Linked DNA regions of Homo sapiens: region 1 is linked to region 2. A link is an interaction called in ENCODE POLR2A ChIA-PET data of the cell type or tissue named here. Cell type or tissue: PC-3. All regions are shown on one strand. Links, peaks and the distances in the headings refer to the core of each region. The heading gives the core; the rest is flanking DNA.

What was found. ChIA-PET counts read pairs that join two places held together with the same protein. Peaks named below come from ENCODE experiments on the same cell type or tissue, not always from the same donor. Only the 100,000 strongest peaks of a DNase experiment are listed, where the experiment ranks them.
Region 1: POLR2A ChIA-PET joins it to region 2 with 5 read pairs; 2 of 35 experiments call an interaction of 5 or more read pairs at or near these places.

Annotation. Positions count from the first base shown.
Region 1 is chr1:101,172,749-101,178,135 of GRCh38, forward strand. LOC101928334 (a long non-coding RNA gene) reads left to right here. Exons shown (of 4, transcript XR_426738.4): 4 at 2,780-3,807. Among named protein-coding and RNA genes, the nearest start is that of S1PR1-DT, 61 kb to the right of the region's middle. In PC-3, for the core only: no CTCF peak of the experiment used is centred there; a DNase peak (open chromatin) is centred at 2,213; H3K4me3 peaks cover 295 bases; H3K27ac peaks cover 1,760 bases.
Region 2 is chr1:100,906,433-100,911,819 of GRCh38, forward strand. SLC30A7 (solute carrier family 30 member 7) reads left to right here. Exons shown (of 11, transcript NM_133496.5): 3 at 420-533; 4 at 4,631-4,718. Among named protein-coding and RNA genes, the nearest start is that of SLC30A7, 13 kb to the left of the region's middle. In PC-3, for the core only: no CTCF peak of the experiment used is centred there; no DNase peak of the experiment used is centred there.

The DNA of each region.
Region 1 (5,387 bases), core at 122-5,121, 270 kb after region 2:
AATAGTAAATATATTTTTTCTTATGATTTTCATAATATTTTACTTTCTCTAGCTTACTTTATTGTAAGAATACAGTATATAATACATGCAATATACAAAATATGTGTTAATTAACTGTTTATGTCATTGGTAAGGCTTCTGGTCAACAGTAGCCTACTAGTAGTTAATTTTGGGCGGATCTAAAAGTTATACATGGGTAATTGACCATGTAGAAGTCGGCACACCTAACACCCATGTTATTCAAAGGATTCATGGGTCAACTGTATTTCACTATTTTTATCTATTTGTAAATTATTAATAATTGCTTTATGTATAAAAACAACAGCTGTCTCATCATCATTATAATGTCAATTGTTCCATCCTTATACTATTAATATGATAAATATACATTTATACTTCAAATGACAGAAAAGTAGGCATTAATCAGCAAAGCAGTTCAGGAAAATTAATCTGGCAGGACTGAATAAAATGGGCTTGAAGAAAGTAGGCTTAAAGCAGAAATATATTGGCTAGGACTCCATTGCCATTATCTAAACAAGAATTAATGAGTTTCCTAACTGGGAATGAAATAGAAGAAATGGAAAGAAGGGACAGTTTTAAAATGTAATGAAGGGAAAATTGATGCAATTGGATAACTGGTTGAATATAAGAAGCAAGACAGACTATCATAATTGTTAGATATTTCAGATAATGTGGGCATGAAAGAAAGAGATGCCAAGATGGTAGTAGGTAGTAGAGAGAAGGCCAAGGAAATACTTGTATTTCCTGAAGTTGGGAAATACTTATACTTGAAGAGTGTAGAAAGGAAGGAATCAGCAGAGAGAGCTAAGGAGAAGCAAAAGAACAATTTCACAAAAACATGGATTTAAAGAAGTAGTGGGCAGCAATATTCAGTGCCGCAGAAAAGGCTCTAGATTTTATGAGTAGGAAGTCTCGTGACCTTTAAGAGCACAGGGTTCCATAGAAGGGTGAGGACAGAAACGAAATTTGAAAGGATTAAGGAATGAGTGAAGTATAAGAAAATGTGACAGTATTTTTTCAAAATGAATAATCAAGCAATGAAACATGGAGGAACCTCAAATGCATGCCACTAAGTAAAAGAAGCCAGTGTGAAAAGGCTGCATGACTGTATGATTCGAGCTACATGGCATTCTGGAAAGGGCAAGCCATGGAGACAATGAAAAGATCAACGGCTGCCAGGGATTGCAGGGAGGAAAGGATAAACAGGCAGAGCACATCAAATTTTTAGGGCAGGGAAACTAGTCTGTATTATACTATAATGGTGGGTACATGTCATTATGCATTTGTCAAAACCTGTAAAATGTACACCAAAAGTCAACTCTAATGTACATTATGGACTGAGTGATTATGATGTGTCAGTGTAGTTCATTGGTTGGAACAAATGTACTCTGGTGGGAGACGTTAATAGTAGATGTTGGCCGGGCATGGTGGCTCACGCCTGTAATCCCAGAATTTTGGGAGGCCGAGGAGGGTGGATCACGAGGTCAGGAGTTCAAGAGCAGCCTGGCCAAGATGGTGAAACCCTGTCTCTACTAAAAATACAAAAATTAGCCCAGCATGGTAGCAGGCGCCTGTAATCCCAGCTACTTGGGAGGCTGAGGCAGAGAATCACTTGAACCCGGGAGGCAGAGGTTGAGTGAGCCGAGATCACGCCATTGCACTCCAGCCTGGCAATAGAGTGAGACTCCATCTCTAAATAAATAAATAAATAAATAAATAAATAAATAAATAAATAAATAAAATGAAGTCAATTTTAAAAGAATGTATAACCATTTTTATTAATATAAACTTCTGTGTTACATACATGTATTACTTTTATTGTATCATTTTATAGCCCTTAAAAATTTCAACAAAATGTAAAAATGTATTTTTGTGACCAATGAAATAAGTGGAGTAAAGTGATATTGTTCAGCTAAATATATGATAGATATAAGAATTTAGTTACATTTCTGGAATGACAGAGTGGTGATGAATTTTATAGCATTATGACGTAAGTAAGAAATGTTAGGTCTGTCTTCGGATGTCTATTGTATGTTCCAGTTATTTATTGCTGTGTGTAACACACCACACCAAAACTTAGTAGCTTAAAACAGTCATTTATTGTTATGTTCCATTTTTCTGGGGGTTGACGAAGCTGAGCGTTACTCACTTTTGTGTCCTTCAAATGGTTGCAGAAATATGACAGATGAGGCTGGAATTCTGAAAGCTTCTTTACTCACATGCCTGGCTCCTAGACTAGAATAGCTAGAATACCTGTGGGCTGGTCAGGATTTCTCCCTCTTTTGTCTCTCCACATAGCCATAGTGTGGCTTGGGTTTCAAACAGCGTGGCATTTCAAGACCAGGAATTCCAGGAGACCCAGGTAGAAGCTTCAAAGTGTGGGAAGTGTTGGAAGTCATACAGCGTCACTTCCACTATATTCTATTTGGCAAATCTGTCACAAATGAGCCCAGATTCAAGGGAGTAGAGCAATAGATAGATACAGGGAGGAGAGAAATTGATGGTAGCCAACTGAAAACAAGAAACAAGCTACCACAATCTATTTAGGGGATATTTATAAAAACATAGAGACACACATGCACAAACAACACACACGTACACACATACATGCAGATAAATACATTTTTATGAAAAAATTAAGAATTATTATGAATGTTCAAGTATACAATAATATGCAAAGGGAAAACCTTAATAATTAAAGTAGGAAATGAGACTAACTCTGAGAAGAGTAATCAAAGACATTGTATTTTTTTTTCAGTAAGATCAAGTAAGTCATTCCAAACTGTCTGGCGTCCTGTCCCAAAACATCTCTGAACTTCTCAGTTCAAGAAGTAAGTTCCAGAATTTATTTGGCAAAGGTAGCTTATGTTCACAGTACTGTCTCTGGTTTTCCAGTCTGTCTCCTAGTCATAGGCCCCTAAAGTCCACCAGCCCTTACACTTCCGGCTGCATGCTTGCAAAATCTACTATGTAGTTCTGATTTTGTAATTTTCATTTCAATGAGCATGAAAACTTTTAATACTGAACGTCCAGAAAAGATCTTGTTTTCTTTTATTCCCTTTCCTTTAGGTCATTTTCTTGTAGTTTTCTTCTTTCATTCAATTTTGATAAGACTTCTTTCTTTGAAAATGACATTTAAAAATAAGGTTAACACACAAGTTATTACTTTAATAAAGCACATAACGTATACCTTATAAAATATTTTGAATGCTTTAGAAACTTGTCTTTGCTGCACACAGGCAGAATGGAGTAATATTTTAAGATTTCCTGCAACTAGAAAGGTATGGAAAGTCTTACTGATTTATATTGTGTTCTGACTTCCTGAGGCAGTTTTCCTAATGCTATTCCATTTTAGTCATACCATGAAACAGAGCTTGCTCATTTATTGTGTTTTTTTTTTTTTAATCAGAATTCAGTGTAGAACTTTGTATTTCAGTTTTGTTTGTTGTTTCTTTAGCTTAATTTCTATGGAATTTTATAGTAATAGCAGTTTTATTTTATAAAAGTTCTCTTGCTGGGAGGATAATTCTGTAAGCATTTGAGAAAAGGAATTCCCAGTTCAATTTTCAAAATTATTTTCAAAAATAAATAACCTGACTATTTAACATATATAGTGTTCCAGACTTGCATTTATTGCCTGTACTATGTAATTAAAGATTTTATTATCTATAGTTACTTGGGAAGACACATCTTTTACATCAGTGTTTGTTTCTCAGGACAGGAAACATTTATTACGGTTCTTTTGTATTCCTAAAGTACCATAGTTCTTTTTTTTTTTTTTTTTTGGGGGGGAGAGAGTCTTGCTCTGTCACCCAGGCTGGAGTGCAGTGGCACGTTCTTGGCTTACTGCAGCCTCCACCTCCTGGGTTCAAGTGATTCTCCTGCCTCTGCCTCCTGAGTAGCAGGGACGACAGGCATGTGACACCACACCCGGCTAATTTTTGTATTTTGGTAGAGATGGGTTTTCACCATGTTGGCCAGGCTGGTCCTGAACTCCTGACCTCAGGTGATCTGCCTGCCTTGGCCTCCCAAAGTGCTGGGATTACAGGCGTGAGCCACCACGTCCAGCCTTAAAGCTCATACCATAGTTCTAGACAAATAATATGTAGATGCTCACTTGATAAAAGGGTGTTTATGTTGTATTCTTTCCATTTAATTCTTGTAATTTGAGTCTTACTTGCCTTCCTTAACCATACACCATAGAAACATTATAGAATTTCTTTTATTTTTTTTTCCATCAACTTTTATTTTATGTCCCAGGGTACATATGCAGGATATGCAGGTTTGTTACATAGGTAAATGTGTGTCATGTTTGTTGGCTGCACAGATCAACCCATCCCCTAGGTATTAAGTCTGTCACCCATTAGCTATTCTTCCCTGATGCTCTCCCCCAACCTTTACCCCAACACAGGCCCCTGCGTGTATTGTTCCCCCGCACCATATATCCATGTGTTCCCATCCTTCAGCTCCCACTTATAAGTGAGAACATGCGATGTTTGGTTTTCTGTTCCTGCATTAGTTTGCTGAGAATAACAGCTTCCAGCTCCATCCATGTCCCTGCAAACAACATGATCTTGTTGCTTTTTATGGCTGCATAGTATTATGGACTTTTTTATGATGTAGCTTAGTCTTAATAACATTACTGGTTATTTGTGCATAAGATCTTTCTGATTTAAATCTTTCCCCTAAATATTAAAACAGAAATGGGAAAATTTAATCTTTCTGAAAAGATCTCCTCTTTTTGTCATGTGGTTTTTAATGGCTTTTTATTAATACAGTCTCGAGCAGGGGTCTCCAACCCCCAGGCCACAGATGGGTACCAGTCAGTGCCTGTTAGGAACCATGCAGCACAGTGGGAGGTGAGTGGTGGGAGAGACAGCATTATTGCCTGAGCTCTGCCTCCTGTCAGATCAGGGGCGACATTAGATTTTCATAGCAGCAGGAACTCTATTGTGAACTGCGCATGCGAGAGATCTAGTTTGTGCTCTCCTTATGAGAATCTAATGCCTGATCATCTGAGGTGGAACGGTTTCATCCTGAAACCATTCCCCCAACCCACTCTGTGGAAAAATTGTCTTCTACAAAACCAGTCCCTGGTGCCAAAAAGGTTGGGCATTGCCATTATATATAATAGCTGAAGCGTATATACCAGGACATTTTTTTAAGTTCAAAATATAATTAGAGGCATCTCATTAAGATTTGTTTGTTTGTTTGTGACGGAGTCTCCCTCTGTCGCCAGGCTGGAATGCAGTGGTGCGATCTCAGCTCACTGCAACCTCCGCTTCTCGGGTTCAAGTGATTCTCCTGCTTCAGCCTCCCGAGTGGCTGGGACTACAGGCATGTGCCACCATGCCCAGCTAATTTTT
Region 2 (5,387 bases), core at 104-5,103:
AAAAGGGTGGAGCAGGATACTCAACAAAAGCAGACCTTTGCTTTGTAAGATCCTGGGTGCAAGCAGGTATCAGCCTCGTCCCAGTAGTAGATGGCTTTTTTTTTCCTACCTCTCTTTCAGTGGCAGCTGACCTTTGCAAGTGACCAAGGAGTGGTCACATTCCTACCCCTCACCCAGCAGCAGATGGTTTTTGTTTCTACCTCTCTCGCAGCAGCTGGGCTTTTCCTTGTGCAGGAGGTACGAGGGTTTACTTTTTAGATATTTAAAACTTATCCTCAAAGCTATCTATATAGCATATTTAAATTGTTGTTTTAGATGGTTAATTCCTGATGAACAAAGGCTGAATCTTAGACTTTCAGAGAAAGATGCCTACTGTTTGGTTTTTATTATAATTTGTCAATGTGTTTGTTCTTTTCCAGCTTAGGCTTGATTTCCGACTCTTTTCACATGTTTTTCGATAGCACTGCCATTTTGGCTGGACTGGCAGCTTCTGTTATTTCAAAATGGAGAGATAATGATGCTTTCTCCTATGGGTAAGACTTTAAGAAAAAAAATCTTTTTATTGAAGTATAAGATATACACAAAAAAACACTAATCTTAAGCTCAGTGACTTGTTACCAATTGAACACAGGTGTAACTTTTGAATCTTTGAAGCCCCCACTCAGGCCTCTTCGAGTTCCTACCTCCCCAAGGGTAACCACTTTCATGACTTCATGGATGAGTTTTTGAATAGTATATAATTGGAATCTACAGTAATTTGTTGAGATTGTTACCATATAGAGGAATTTCTCAACTTTTTTTTGAAGAAGAAAGTTTTAGTATATGAAAATAGGATTTTTTTTTGCTTTTGCTTTTTTCTTTTTGAATGGATACTTTGCTGTTGATTTATTTAAAATCATTTTCTAATATGGTTTTATATTATGTTCTTTAGCTCTGCTTTTATGTAACAGTTCTTATATGCTTGCCGAGTTGGACAATTAATCAAATATTTGTAGAGCATCTGTATGCTGAAGGGACTACATTGGATCATCTTAGAGGCATAATTTGATTTCTGCCACCTCTGATTGGAGGAAGCAGTGGATTTTTCATTATTTGATTACACTGCCTGAGTGTTTCCTTTTTTGAGTTCATAGAATATTTTGCAGTATAGCTATATATATGTGTAAGCAGAGCTCAGGATGCATACTCTGTTTCTTTCTCTTCCCCACCCCTTTGTCTTTCCTATTCCCTCTCTCTTCTGCTTTCTTACTAATTCTTCCCCTCTGTCCTTTTCCTCCTCTTCTCTTCATTTCCCCTGTGAGTGCTCTTTTACATTCTCTTCCTTCTTCATCTGTCTCTCATATTTTCTGTCTCTCACTCTTGTTCCCTTCCTCAGCCTCTTACTCTCTCTTATCTTCTCCTGAACTCCCTTTTCCTTCTCTTGTCTTTGCTTCTTGTCGCTTGGGCTTGTGCTCATGCTCTTTTTTCCTCTCTCTTCCTTCTTCTGTCCCCCTATACCTTTCCTGTCTTATTCTTTGTTTTCTCCTGCTCTTTTCCTTTACCTTTTAACCCTTTATCTGTCAGGCTCAATCTCTCCTCCTCCTCTTCTCTTAACTTCTTTAGCTCTATTTCTTTTTTGTCTCCCTTTCCAAGTCTCTCTTTCCTTCCTTCACTGATTCTCCTTCCCTGAGCTCTCCCTTTCCGGTGCAGTTTCTCTCACTCTCTCCCTGTCCTTTTTACAGCCATCTTCTTTCATGTACTGTCTCTTAGGCCTCTTGTTATGTCTTTTACTCTCTGTCCTTAACTGCTCCCCCTTTCTCCCTGGCTTGGCTTCTTTCTTTAGCAGGCACACACTCTTTCTTTCACATGCTCTTGTTCTGTTTAGATATTTATTGAGGGTCCATATGAGTCAAATACTTTTCTAGTTCTAATGATGTAAAAATGATCTAATGATGTAAAAACATGCCTCCTGCCTTGCCGGAACTTGTCTCTTGGGCAAACAGTTCTGTAAAAATACAATAATAGCTATATATTGTGACAGTTGCCAAAAAGGAGATGTGGAGTTCTGTGGCAGAACTTGCTGATTTTAGTTATAAGCAAGGGATATGGTTATTTTTGAAATTATAAAAAGTGAGCCAAAAAATACTCATTGTACATTTTATAGTATAGAGCAGTAGATCCTATATATCTATAAATTCAAACAGCTTGACAGCTCAGATAAGAACGCTTTTTATGGCATGATATTGGTGATATGCAAATAATTTAAACAGTAGCTACTAAAAGATTCTTAAGTATATTTTAGATTATTAAAGAAAGATTATATCCAAAGTTATAATTTTTGTTGGAAAATTAGTAATTTATTTATATTATATATCAGAAATCTAATTAGAATAGCTTATTCTACAATCTTTCTGAATAAACAGTAGCTGACTATTGAAAATTCTCAGTTCTTTAACGCTTAGATTTTCTATTGTTTCCAATTTAGAATGTATTGTCTCCTGCTCTAAAATGGTTTTTAGAAATAGCTTTGAATACCTTCAGTACCATAGCAGATTTTAATGTTCAGCTTTAGCTAGTTGATGTAAGAGAATAATATTCTTTCCACCTTTAATTTAATCCTCTCCTCTCTTTATGTGTGTGTGTGTGTGTGTGTGTGTGTGTTTTCTTTTGGGAAAGATTAAAGAATAAAAGCTGGTACAATATTTAACACTATGAATAATTGGTATAGTAATAAGTAGCTTCATTTGTAAACTACTGGTGTCAGTGAATCAAAATGACACTGATTAATTCATGTTAAGCATAGGGTTGAATTCTCATAACCTCCCACCCCAATTCAGGATGACTGCTGTAGCTGACTGACTCTGCAATAGAAGAAAGAGTTGGGGAATATGAGAGCAAGCAAGGACTTTTAAGTATTTCTTTATATAAAAGTCATCTTTGTGTCTTGCCACACTCTTATTTTTTAAAGAGCAAAGACAGCTTAAAAGTAATATACATCCAGTAGGTAGATAGATACATACATACATGCGTATATACATATGTACCTATACTTAAATCTTTTCTATTTTTCTTCCTGGCTCAAGAATCTAAACACTAGCCATACTTAATTAGGCAACAGCACATTCATGAATTACATGTTCTAATTCTAAGACCTACTCAATCTGTTAAGTAAACACAGATATTTGTAAAGGCAAATGTGTTTAGTTTTCATGTGTTTTTGTTTTGAGCCCACAACCAAGTTTAACAAATATATCTTAAACTCAAGCTAATTAAATCACTCCAACATTTTATCTGAACTTAGATAGCACACCTACTAAGCTAGGAATTAGAAACAAAAAGATGCCTGAAAAACATTCTTGCCTTTGATCTTGAAATCTGGTAGAAGTCAAGCACAAAAGGTTTTCAGTCAAGCATTAGTTATGGGACTACAAGGGTAGATTAAAAGAAAATACTTTTTACTTTTGGATAGTAACCCTGCTGATTTATTAGATAAATTCCTAAGTGTAGGCTGTGGAATGCTGGTTGCAAATTATTTGAATTTAATGAACTTTTCTCCAGGAAAAAAAAATATGTTTTGACAAGTAATACGTTATTTGGATGTGTTAGAAGATAGAAATATGCATTATTTCTGGCATAGAAATACATACTATGTTGGAATGCACTTGACAGGACAAACTCCAACATAACTTGATAGAGTACATTTTCAAGAATTCTCTTTAAAAATATTTTTACAGTAAAAATCGTTATTACCTAGAAGTTAACATAGAAACCTAGGAAAAGCACGAGTTTTGATGCTCTCATTATATTGTTTAAGGACCAGAGTGGTTAATTGCTGTTAGCACCCTTTGAATGATGTTTGAACATGTAAAAATGCTAAGTTAAAGTTGTTTCTGATGACTTTAACTAAGCCAAATATACGATACAGAAAAATAAAATCTTTCCCCAATGCTTCACACAGGTAGGAAGCAGAAAGCTTCAGAACTCAATGGAACAAAAGACAGGTATTTTAAAAATAGTTTAATTAGAATTATGTGAAGCTAAAATTGATTCTAAAAATAGGTAATTGAAAGTTTATGCTAGATTTATTAATCTTAGAAAAAGTGTTAGAAATATAAATCTCAAGTTGTCTCTGGCATAAGTCAGAAATAATTTTATTTTCCTTCAGATCGAAGCTCTGCTTTCCAAAGGTTTGAAAGCTAAAAAGTACAAAGCAGAAAGCATAAGGAGTTCTTAGAAAAAGAGAAATTAATAAGTTTAAAAAACCCCCTTTTCCAGACCCTTTCTTCTACTTTTTAGCCGTTAATCCTTCTTTCTTTGTCCACTTGTCTGGTTCTGTTTTTCCTTCTCCACTAGCAACTTGAGATTTAAATTTCTGTGAAAGGTCTTTCTAAAACTACTTACTCTAAGAAGATCTTTGGATTGGCTTGTAAAAATCTGTTTTGTGGCATTCTGCTTTTGAACAATTCGTACTAATTCGTTTCCTCATTTCTACTATATATAAAATAAAATGCACTGTACTATAAACACTAGGGCTTCGCTGGCCACTTATAACCATGTAATATGGTTTGGAATCTCTGAATGTATGTAATTTTACGATTTAATTTTTAAGAAATAACATAATAATTCAGTTATTTACTTTGTTCCTCTTTAGGTATGTTAGAGCGGAAGTTCTGGCTGGCTTTGTCAATGGCCTATTTTTGATCTTCACTGCTTTTTTTATTTTCTCAGAAGGAGTTGAGGTATAGTAGATAATTATTAAAGTCAGTAAATTACATTTCTGTAATGAAAATGTTTATTAATTAAAGATATATGTAAGTTTTTTTCAACTATTATTAAATATTGTGGACAATCTTAGATTAGATATGTGCGTACAAGAGGAGCTTACAAAATAGTTGAAAAATTAAATATATATGAATCTTCTTGGAATTGAAAACAATTAAATGATAGTGCTTTACAAGTTATAGATGAAGTGTTAATACTATGAAATGTAGAGGCACAATCTGGATAGTGAGGTCAGTAGGGAAATATTTCTAAAGAAATTAGAACCAGTCAATCTTTAACATTTGGCGTATTTTTTAAAAAGGAAGAAGACTTAAAGATTAGTGAACTTAAAATGAAATGCAGTATTTTTTTTAATTTTTTATTTATTTAGTTTTTGAGACAGAGTCTCACTCTGTTGCCCAAGCTGGAGTGCAGTGGCGCGATCTCGGCTTACTGCAACTTGCGCCTCCTGGTGTAAGCGATTCTCCTTCCTCAGCCTCCTGAGTAGCTTGGATTACAGGAGCCCACCACCATGCCCAGCTAATTTTTTTTTATTTTTAGTAGAAACGGGGTTTCACCATGTTGGTCAGGCTGGTCTTGAATTCCTGACCTCAAGTGATCCGCCTGCCTCAGCCTCCCAAAGTGCT